Linked DNA regions of Homo sapiens: region 1 is linked to region 2. A link is an interaction called in ENCODE POLR2A ChIA-PET data of the cell type or tissue named here. Cell type or tissue: HepG2. All regions are shown on one strand. Region 1 overlaps TECPR2 (tectonin beta-propeller repeat containing 2). Region 2 overlaps RCOR1 (REST corepressor 1).

Region 1 (5,000 bases), 110 kb before region 2:
CCACTTCTGTCCTCAAGAACAAGTCCTAGGTCAAGGGAAACAGCACAGCCTGTTTATAATTAGGAAACACTTAAAACAGCCTGGCATTTGGGAACAGCCATGTTAACGTGAGCAAATTCCTCTCATGAAATAGCCTGCAGCTATTAAGAAGCACGTGTGTGCAGGAAGCGGAGGCGCAGGACCTCACCGCGCCAGCGTGAAGTTCCCGGGCATGGTCATGAAAGCGTGGTTCTGTAAGAAATCAGAGGGAGAAAGGGAGAGAAGGGGGAGGGAGACAACCCAAACGTTGGAGGGTATTTGTTGTAAACTTCAAACTTTTGGCAGGTTTGAAATTTTTCATAACTCCGGGGAGGAGCAAGAGGGGTGAAAAGAAACAAGTTCTCTACTTGTGATCAGCAGCTGGTCATAGTGGTTGCCTGGAGTATATGCCTTTTTGTATCCTTTGAATTTCCAGCCATGTAAATGTATTATTTATTCCAAAAATAAAGCAGATTTACATTTTAAAAATTCAGTTGTCTCTAACTACTCTTTGTTATCAAGGCTGGTTGAGTCAAATATCACAAAGTAGACACCAATGACTTCTTAAAAATCATATTTACAAAGTACAATGGGGGAAATGCTTATACTACATTAAGGTTAAAAAAATACTAAATTGTGTAACTGATCTGGTTTCATATATATATAAATATACACAGAAAAAAATGTAATATATATCTGCACAGAAAAAAGCTGAAAGAAACATATGCCAGAATGCTAGCAGTGCTTGTATGCGTGCAGATGACGCACTCAGTCAGCGCCTTTACTTGTACGTGAGCGCTTAGGGGCCCTGTCTCTGGGGACCATGTGGGGCGGTGGGGCGCTTGAGACAGTGTTTCCCTGCATCGTGGCCGGACCTCTCTACTCAATCCCCAGTGTTCTACAGTGAACATGAATTTTATAAGCAGAAAGAAATTACTTTTAAGAGCCAGGCGCAGTGGCTCACACTTGTAACCCCAGCACTTTGGGAGGCTGAGGCGGGCGGATCACAAGGTCAGGAGTTCGAGACCTGCCTGGCCAACATGCTGAAACCCAGTCTCTACTACAAATACAAAAATTAGCCGGGCGTGGTGGCCAGCGCCTGTAATCCCAGCTACTCCAGAGGCTGAGGCAGGAGAATCGCTTGAACCCAGGAGGCGGAAGTTACAGTGAGCTGAGACCACACCATTGCACTCCAGTCTGGATGACAGAGCAAGACTACATCTCAAATAAATAAATAAATACATAAATAAATAAATTACTTTTAAGAATCACCAATAGAAATCTGTCTTTCCATCTTTTTTTTTTTTTTTTTTGAGATGGAGTCTTGCTCTGTCGCCCAGGCTGGAGTGCAATGGCGCAATCTTGGCTCACTGCAACCTCCGCCTCCTGGGTTCAAGCAATTCTCCTGCCTCAGCCTCCTGAGTAGCTGGGAGTACAGGTGCCTGCCACCACGCCTGGCTAATTTTTTTATTTTTAGTAGAGACGGGGTTTCATCATGTTGGTCAGGCTGGTCTCGAACTCCTGACCTCATGATCCACCCACCTTGGCCTCCCAAAGTGCTGGGATTACAGGTGTGAGCCACCGCGCCCAGCCTTTCCTTCCATCTTGATTGCAGTGGTGATTACACACATGTAGACATTCATCAGAACTCATCAAAGTATACACTTAAGTCTGTGCATTTTATTACATGTAAGTAACACCTCAATCTGAAAAGTATCAGGGCAACACCACACACTGCAGAGGGGCAGGGCTCCTCCGGCAGTTACTCACTTCCCTTGAAACAGAAGCTCAAACATGGAGTAGTCTTCTGTGACTAAACTTGTTTTCCGCCCTCCCAACTTCCAGGAAGAACCTTCTTCTGAATAGGATTTGAGGTAACTTAGGAAACTGCTCTCAATACGGAATTTTAAAGTTGGTGAGGAAGTCGACAGAAGGGGAAGTCACAGTAGGAAAATCAAGGTACTATCAGGATGAAGTCAGCACGCAGAGCAAGGCCAGCGAGGCCCAGGCGCCAGGCCTTGGTCCCTGCCCACCTCACCCAGGCCAGCCAGACAGCACGGACTGCCCTACAAGGTCACCTCAGAGAGATGGGGGTGTTCTCTCACTGCTGGCTTTTGATGAGCCCAGGAGGGCTCAGCCTTCACTATCCTCCCTAACAGGCATTTGGGGTGCAGAGATGCTGACGCCTGAATAAGGTTGGGATTCGGGGCCCTTGGGAACACTGGGCACCTGGTGGGTGGGTGGAGGGGCAGGACCGGCTGCAGCCATGTTTCCCTTAGAAACAGACTGCTGGAATTAACGAACTAAACAAATGAACCAAGGTGCTTCACCCCCCAAAAAAGTGAGTTTTGTTCTGCGTGGAGCGATTGCCTTTGGGAAGCCACCAAGGCCACCTGCCAACAGGCAAATGCTGTGCTGCCGTCTGCCTGGCTGACTCCGGCCCTCCCAGTCCTGCAAGCTCATGGCCAGGACGATAACGATGACAGGGGCAACACCATGGTCCTCGCTGCCCTTCCTGGGGCAGGAGGGCCCAGAAGACTGATAAGCTAAACCCAGGGCCTCCCTCGGCTGCTTATCTGCCCAGCACCTTTCCTCTAGGTCCTCTCCTCCCACCAGTACAGGGGTCTGGGAGGGGGTTGCAGGGGGTCCTGAACCACAGATCCCTGGAGACTCAGTGGGAGCAGCTGTACTAGGAATCAGGCACCACTCCGCTGCTGTAAGTCTTCGTGAGAGCCACTGGCCAGCTTCCTCTGACTTCCCTGTCCCCTCACCCAAATCGATGACATCAGGAGCTAATGGCCCAGGCTGCCCTCCTGCTGCAGTGCCCATAATTCTTCCGGCAGGCCCCGCCCTGCACTCCACGACCAGCCTGGGTTCTTCATCCTGGTAACCTGACAATGGATTTCGTGGGGCCCACTCTCAGTGCCCGCCAGCCTGTGTCCTGCCTGGCCAGGCAATGAGTACCGGCGGCAGGCAGCTGCCTCACCCCTGCATGACCCCCCCAGCCCAGGGGACTCAATGGCGCTGTCATCAAAGGGGCAGCTGTAGATCTAGGAGGGACGTGGAGGGGGCTAGCCCTGGGCCTCTGGCATTGTGGAGGCTGACCTATAGAGAACAGAGCTGGAGCTGGGGAGACATGAAGTCTGCACATCTAGACCCCAGTGAGGAGCCCAGGCTTTCTAGGCACAAGCCCCATGGGCTCCCCGGGCCCAGCCCCTAAGAACCACGGCAGCTGCGCCAGGCCACTCCTGTCTCCACTTCCATACCCTCCAAAGGAGAGGCACCTCCCCCCCCCATGGCATCTCCAATCTGAGGACCTGCCACCTCCCAGAGGACCGGAGGCCCTGATGCCCCAAGAATTGGGCTTGGAAAGATGTTAATATCCACTGCCCCAAGTGCCAAGGTTCAGAGGCACTGGTCCAGGACACACAGCAGCGGGGAAGTGGAACCCTCACTCCAGCCTGCAGTCTGGGCTCTGTCACTGTGCTGTCTCTCCATCCTTCCCTCCCCACAACCAGGGCTGTAGGCCCACCTAACACACCACACACTTCCCAGAAACAGGAGTCACATCCTTTTCAGGGCTGGTAGGGTGGCTGAAGATGGCCCAAAACCTCCTGAATGGAAAAACCTTGATGGGGAGACTGAGGGCCAAGGCAGAGGTTTGTCCAAGGTCACCCCCAGAGTGGCGGATCCAGGACCCTGGGCAAGATCTTCCTACTGTCCAGGCCTCTCCCCCACCTCTCTTGTGTGGCCCAGCACCCTGGACTCCTCCATGCCCAGGTGTGCTCCCCCCAGGCACGCTGGGGGCAGGGTGGGCAGCAGGTGCCCCCCACCAGGATAGTGGTTCTTCCTCCTGCAGACCTTCAGCCCTCTGCTCCTGGCAGGACACTGTGGCCCTCCTGCCCACGTTGGTGCGGGTTGAATTTGACGGCCCAGCAGAATTCCCAGGCAGGGCAGCCTGGCTATCCTCCCTGGTGTCTCGGCTCTGAGAGCGGAGACCCAGCCTCCCAGCCTGGAGTTGTGGTGAATTCGCAAACAAGTCTCCATCTCCAGAACCTTCCTGAAGAAAACAGCTCTCCAGGCTGGGGCAAGAAGCCTGTCCCTACAGTGATACAACCACCCCTCAATAACCCCGGGCACCACCTGGCACCCACTGGGGGCCACCAGGGAGCCCACCAAGCCCACTCCGGGCTTGGACAGAGGGCAGGCCTGGAGGAAGGCACATCCAACCCCACTGACCGGCATGCACCTGGGGCCAGGGGCCTGCTGCCACTGCAGAGGTGAGAAGCAGGAGCAGCAAGACCTGGTGCCCATTAGTCATGGGGGAAAAGCAAAAGGGGGAGACAGGGACAAATCCAGGCCTGGGTGGGCTGCCTGTCAGGGGGAGTGATATCCAAGGAGGAACTGGTGGTCAGAGTGGGGTGGGGGATACCCGGTACAATTTGTTCATGCCTCAACACCAGCCACCGCGGGCCTGCCAGCCCTGTGTGCCCTCCCTGGCCCGGAGTCCACAGGGTGCAAAAGGCTGACCGCACAGGACCTCCCGTGAGAACCCTACGCTGCAGAGCTCGTTCTCTTGGCTTCCAGGCCTTTTTATACGCTGTCCTGCTGCTTGGACATGCCAGTCCCCACCCCTGCACCTACCGAGCTCCTGCGGCACTCAGCTGTCACCCATCTGGGACGCACACCTGTCCGAGGCTCTAGATCAAGGTGGGAGGTTAGTCCTCACTCCCTTCAGGGGCTGGACAGCGAGCTGAAGGCCCGAGCCCAGCTGCACCCAGAAAACCTGCCACTTGGAACTCACCTGACCATCCAAGCCCAGCCCCCAGTGCATGCGACAGATGAGGCAGAGATTGTGCCGTACAGAGATCAATATATATAAAGTGCCGGTACAACGCTCTGAAAAATAGTTTTGTCCCAAAATCCAGCGCCTAGGGTGCTCCGGGCCTAGCCTTTGCCAGTGAGGTCCAACGGCTGCAGGA
Region 2 (5,000 bases):
TGGCGTGATCTCGGCTCACTGCAAGCTCCACCTCCCGGGTTCATACCATTCTCCTGCCTCAGCCTCCCGAGTAGCTGGGAGTACAGGCACGTGCCACCATGCCCAGCTAATTTTTTGTATTTTTAGTAGAGACGGGGTTTCACCATGTTGGCCAGGATGGTCTCGATCTCTTGACCTCGTGATGTGCCCGCCTTGGCCTCCCAAAGTGCTGGGATTACAGGCGTGAGCCATAGTGCCCGGCCCCCCCGCCCCCACCTTTTTTTGAGACAGAGTCTTATTCTCACCCAGCCTGGAGTGCAGTGTTAACGATCTTGGCTCACTGCAACCTCTTCCTCCTGGGCTCAAGTGATTCTTCTGCTTCAGCCTCCCAAGTAGCTGGAACTACAGGTGTATGTCGTCATGCCTGGCTAAATTTTTTTTTTTAATATTTTTTAGTAGAGACGGGGTTTCACCATGTTGTCCCAGCTGGTCTCGAACCCCTGGGCTCAAGCAATCCACCCATCGTGGCCTCCTGCAGTGCTGGGGTTATAGGCATGAGCCACCTTGGCCTGCATAATTCTTTTTTTTTTTTTTTTTTGAGATGGAGTTTCGCTCTTGTCGCTCAGGCTGGAGTGCAATGGTGCGATCTCGGCTCACCGCAACCTCCACCTCCTGGATTCAAGCAATTCTCCTGCCTCAGCCTCCCAAGTAGCTGGGATTACAGGTGTGCACCACCATGCCTAGCTAATTTTGTATTTTTAGTAGAGACAGGGTTTCTCCATGTTGGTCAGGCTGGTCTCCAACTCCCGACCTCAGATTATCTGCCCAACCTTGGCCTCCCAAAGTGCTGGTATTACAGGTGTGAGCCACCACGCCTGGCCATTAATTCTTTTTTAAGAAAGAGTTTCATTGCTATTAAACAAGTTTGAAAATCACAGTTTCTGCTTGAGTAGAAAATACAAACTTGGGTTTCTACCACTACACTTTCACAACATGCTTTTGACTCCAGATTTGAGGGGGGATTTCTCCCCAACAGGAGGTAGGCCATCAGTTCTGCAGTGGGCAGCAGCTGGGCATCCTCTAATTGAATTCAGTTCTGACACTGTCTACACTACCCGCTTAGAGATGGATGGTGACACATCACACAGGTTGAGGACTCAGTCCTATCTTTGATAGTGAACGTAAACCTTCATTTATTTTGTCTGTGGTTCTGACCAGCCAGCTGCAAATTTCAAGAGTTCCTGCAGATACCTCCTTGACTTCAATTACTTTGCTAGAGTAACTTACAGAACTCAGGGAAATGTGTTTATCCATTTATTACAAAAGATACATGTGTATATGTGTGTGTGTGTGTGTGTGTGTGTGTGTGTGTGTGTGTGTGTATGTGTGTGTGTGTATATATATATTTAAATTTTATTTGAGTTAGGGTCTTTCCCCAGTTGCCAAGGCTGGAGTGCAGTGGTGCGATCACAGCTCACTGCAGCTTCAACTTCTTGGACTCAGGCTATCCTCCCATCTCAGCCTCCTGAGTAGGTGAAACTATATACACACAGCACCATGCCCAGCTAATTAAATTTTTTTTTGGTAGAGATGGGGTCTTGCTGTATTGCCCAGGCTGGTCTTGAACTCCTGGGCTCAAGCAGTCCTCCGGCCTTGGATTCCCAAAGTGCTGCAATTACAGGTGTGAGTCATCATGTTTGGCCTACAAAGGATATTTGGAAGGATGCAAATAAACAGTCAGGTGAAGAGATACATATAGGGCCAGGATTGAAATGGTCCCTAGCACTGGCACTTCTGTCTTCTTGGAGTTGGGATGGGCCACCCTCCCCTCACATGGCTGTGCTTCTCTTTACTCCTGCAATCCCCCATGTGTTTGGCTCCCTACAAGCCATGTTCAGCTCCCTGCAAGCTCTCTGAACCCAATCCTTTCAGGTTTTTATGAAGGCCTCATTACGTAGGGATGACTGATTAAATCTTTTGGCCATTGGTGATGAATTAAAAGTTCAGTCCCTCTCCCCTCCTTGGAGGTTGAGGTGGGAGTTGAAACCATTTGTCATCCTAAGCTAACAAACGGTTGCCAGCTATTGGTCAACTCATTGGCATACAAAAAGACACATTACTTTGAAGATACCGAGGATTTTAGGAGTTGAAGGGCCAGGAAACAGGAAGGCCAAATATATATTTCACAATATCACAATATGTTATTAAGAGCAAATAGTGATAGAAAAGTGAAAGTGATGATAGCAGAAATGTAAAGTGTAGGTTCTATAAACAGTGCAGATGAGAACAAAGCTAACAGTTATCAGGCAGTCTAAATGCATGCAGTTTTTTACCTTAGACACATTCGTTCGTTGACTGTTTAATTGTAAAGAAAAATCAATTTAAGAACATGTATGAAATTGCATTTATACTCTGGAAAAATGAGATGTAAGTAGGTATTTTGTATTTTTTAGCGTTTCAAGAGCATAATTCCCCTTATGGTATGTCTGTTGCCTTGCTTTCACACATTCCACTTGTGTACATGTTTTTGGGAACTCATTATGTAAGAAAGTAATGGACTTCTTACACTTCTGTTAGGTAAAACCATAGTAATTGGCTGGGCATGATGGCATGGGGTGGGAGGATCACTTGAGGACAAGAGTTTGAGCTTGCAGTACACTGATCTTTGCTGTGAATAGTCACTGCACTCCAGCCGGGGCAACGAAGACACTGTCTCTTTCTTTTTTTTTTTTTTTTTTTTTTGATGGAGTCTTGCTCTGTCGCCCAGGCTGGAGTGCAGTGGCACAGACTTGGCTCACTGCAACCTCCACTTCCCAGGTTCAAGGGATTCTCCTGCCTCAGGCTCCCAAGTAGCTGGGACTACAGGTGCCTGCCACCATACCTGGCTAATTTTTGTATTTTTAGTAGAGACGGGGTTTCACCATATTGGCCAGACTGGTCTCGAACTCCTGACCTTGTGATCTGCCTGCCTCGGCTTCCCACAGTCCTGGGATTACAGGCGTGAGCCACCGTGCCTGGCCCAAGACTCTATCTCAAATAAAAAAGAACACAGTAATTTTTCTCTTTTATGGGATACTACACTTACATAAGTTTCTTTTTTTTTTCTTTTTTTTTTTTTTTTGTGAGACAGAGTCTTGCTTTTCCCCTGCCAGGCTGGAGTGGAGTGGCATGATCTCAGTCACTGCAACCTCCGCTTCCTGGGTTCAAGTGATTCCCGTGCCTCAGCCTCCTGAGTAGCTGGGATTACAGGCGTGCCCCACCACGTCTGGCTAATTTTTGTATTTTTAGTAGAGATGGGGTCTCACCATGTTTTCCCAGGCTGTTCTCAAACTCCTGAGCTCAGGTGGATCCCCCCTGCCTCGGCCTCCCAAAGTGTTGGGATTACAGTCGTGAGCCACTGTGCCTGTCTGGGATGTTTGCCATATTTGTTTCATCAGTATATATTTCTTTGCTTGGGTTGAGTACAGGGACTGATGCCTGTAATCCCAGCACTTAGGGAGGCCGAGGTGGGAGGATTACTGGAACCCAGGAAGTTGAGGCTGCAGACCAACCTAGGCAACAGAGTGAGACCATGTCTTCAGGGGGAAAAAAAAAGCGCTGGGCATGGGCATATACCTATAGTCTCAGCTACTCTGGAGGATGAGGTGAGAGGATCGCTTGAGCCCAGGAATTTGAGGCTGCCATGAGCCGTCATCATGCCCATGCCAATGTACTCCAGCCTGGGCAAGAAAGTCGACCCTGTCTCAAAACTAAACTAAACAAATTTCTCTGGCTGAAGTTTAGTAATTTGCTTTTAAGTGACGTTTGTACATTTTAGAAAATAACTTTGTATATTAGACATCATTTATGGTACTTACCGTTTTCCATGGTCATAAAATACCTAGTCTAGTGTGATAAATGCCAGGTGATAGAGGTATGCCTGGGGCATAAACCTAGGGGCTTGGTGGGATGGGGTGAGATGGTTGAAATAGTATGTAGAAGGAAAGGCTTTCCAGAGTTTACTCTTAGGGTGGCTCTTGAAGGGCAAGTGAAGGAAAGACATTTCAGGCTGAGGGAAGACACGTTTAGATGGAGTCCTGTGGATGGAGAGTGCTGGACTTGTTTGCGAAGTCAGGAGTAGTTTGATATGATCAGATGCTTAGGGAGGTGATTGGTAAAGTGGTGGAAGGTGAGATTGTGGAACAGGTAGGCATGGACCCTATCACAAGCGTCCTGGCTTGTGTATCTAGCTAAAGGATCTGTCTGTCTGTCTGTCTGTCTTTATATTTTTTGAGACGGAGTTTCGCTCTTGTTGCCCAGGCTGGAGTGCAATGATGCAATCTTGGTTCATTGCAACCTCCGCCTCCCAGGTTCAAGTGATTCTCCTGCCTTAGCCTTCTAAGTAGCTGGGATTGCAGGCGTGCACTACACGCCCAGCTAACTTTTTATTTTTAGTAGAGTTGGGGTTTCACCATGTTGGTTAGGCTGGTCTTGAACTCCTAACCTCAGGTGATTCACCTCCCTCAGCCTCCCAAAATGCTGAGATTACAGATGTGAGCCACCCCACCTGGCCCATGCCTCTATCTATCTATCTGTCTGTCTGTCTATCTATCTATTCTATCTAATCTTTTTTTTTTTTTTTTTTTTTTTTGGAGTCAGGTTCTTGCTCTGTTGCCCAGGCTGGACTGTAGTGGCGTGATCTTGCCTCACTGCAGCCTCTGCCTCCCGGGTTCAAGCGATCTTCCTGCCTCAGCCTCCCTGGTAGCTGGGACTACAGATGTGTGCCACCATGCCTGGCAAGTTTTTATATTTTTGGTAGAGATGGGGTTTCACTATGTTGGCCAGGCTGATCTCAAACTCCTGACCTCAGGTGATCTGCCCACCTCAGCCTCCCAAAGTGCTGGGATTACATGCGTGAGCCACTGTGCCTGGCCTGTTAAGTATTACCATAAACTCTTCTCCTATCTGTCTTGTAAGTTATGTACACCTCATCTATGTTCTTGATGTAGCTTGTTACTTAGTCTGTTATAGTAATAATCTCT

The links. Peaks named below come from ENCODE experiments on the same cell type or tissue, not always from the same donor. Only the 100,000 strongest peaks of a DNase experiment are listed, where the experiment ranks them.
Region 1: POLR2A ChIA-PET joins it to region 2 with 6 read pairs; 5 of 35 experiments call an interaction of 5 or more read pairs at or near these places.

What each region holds. Positions count from the first base shown.
Region 1 is chr14:102,501,971-102,506,970 of GRCh38, forward strand. TECPR2 (tectonin beta-propeller repeat containing 2) reads left to right here. Exons shown (of 20, transcript NM_014844.5): 20 at 1-507. ANKRD9 (ankyrin repeat domain 9) reads right to left here. Exons shown (of 4, transcript NM_152326.4): 4 at 1-5,000. The coding sequence ends at 4,966. Among named protein-coding and RNA genes, the nearest start is that of ANKRD9, 5.3 kb to the right of the region's middle. In HepG2, no CTCF peak of the experiment used is centred here; no DNase peak of the experiment used is centred here.
Region 2 is chr14:102,614,889-102,619,888 of GRCh38, forward strand. The region is part of intron 2 of RCOR1 (REST corepressor 1); the gene reads left to right. Among named protein-coding and RNA genes, the nearest start is that of RCOR1, 25 kb to the left of the region's middle. In HepG2, no CTCF peak of the experiment used is centred here; a DNase peak (open chromatin) is centred at 2,083.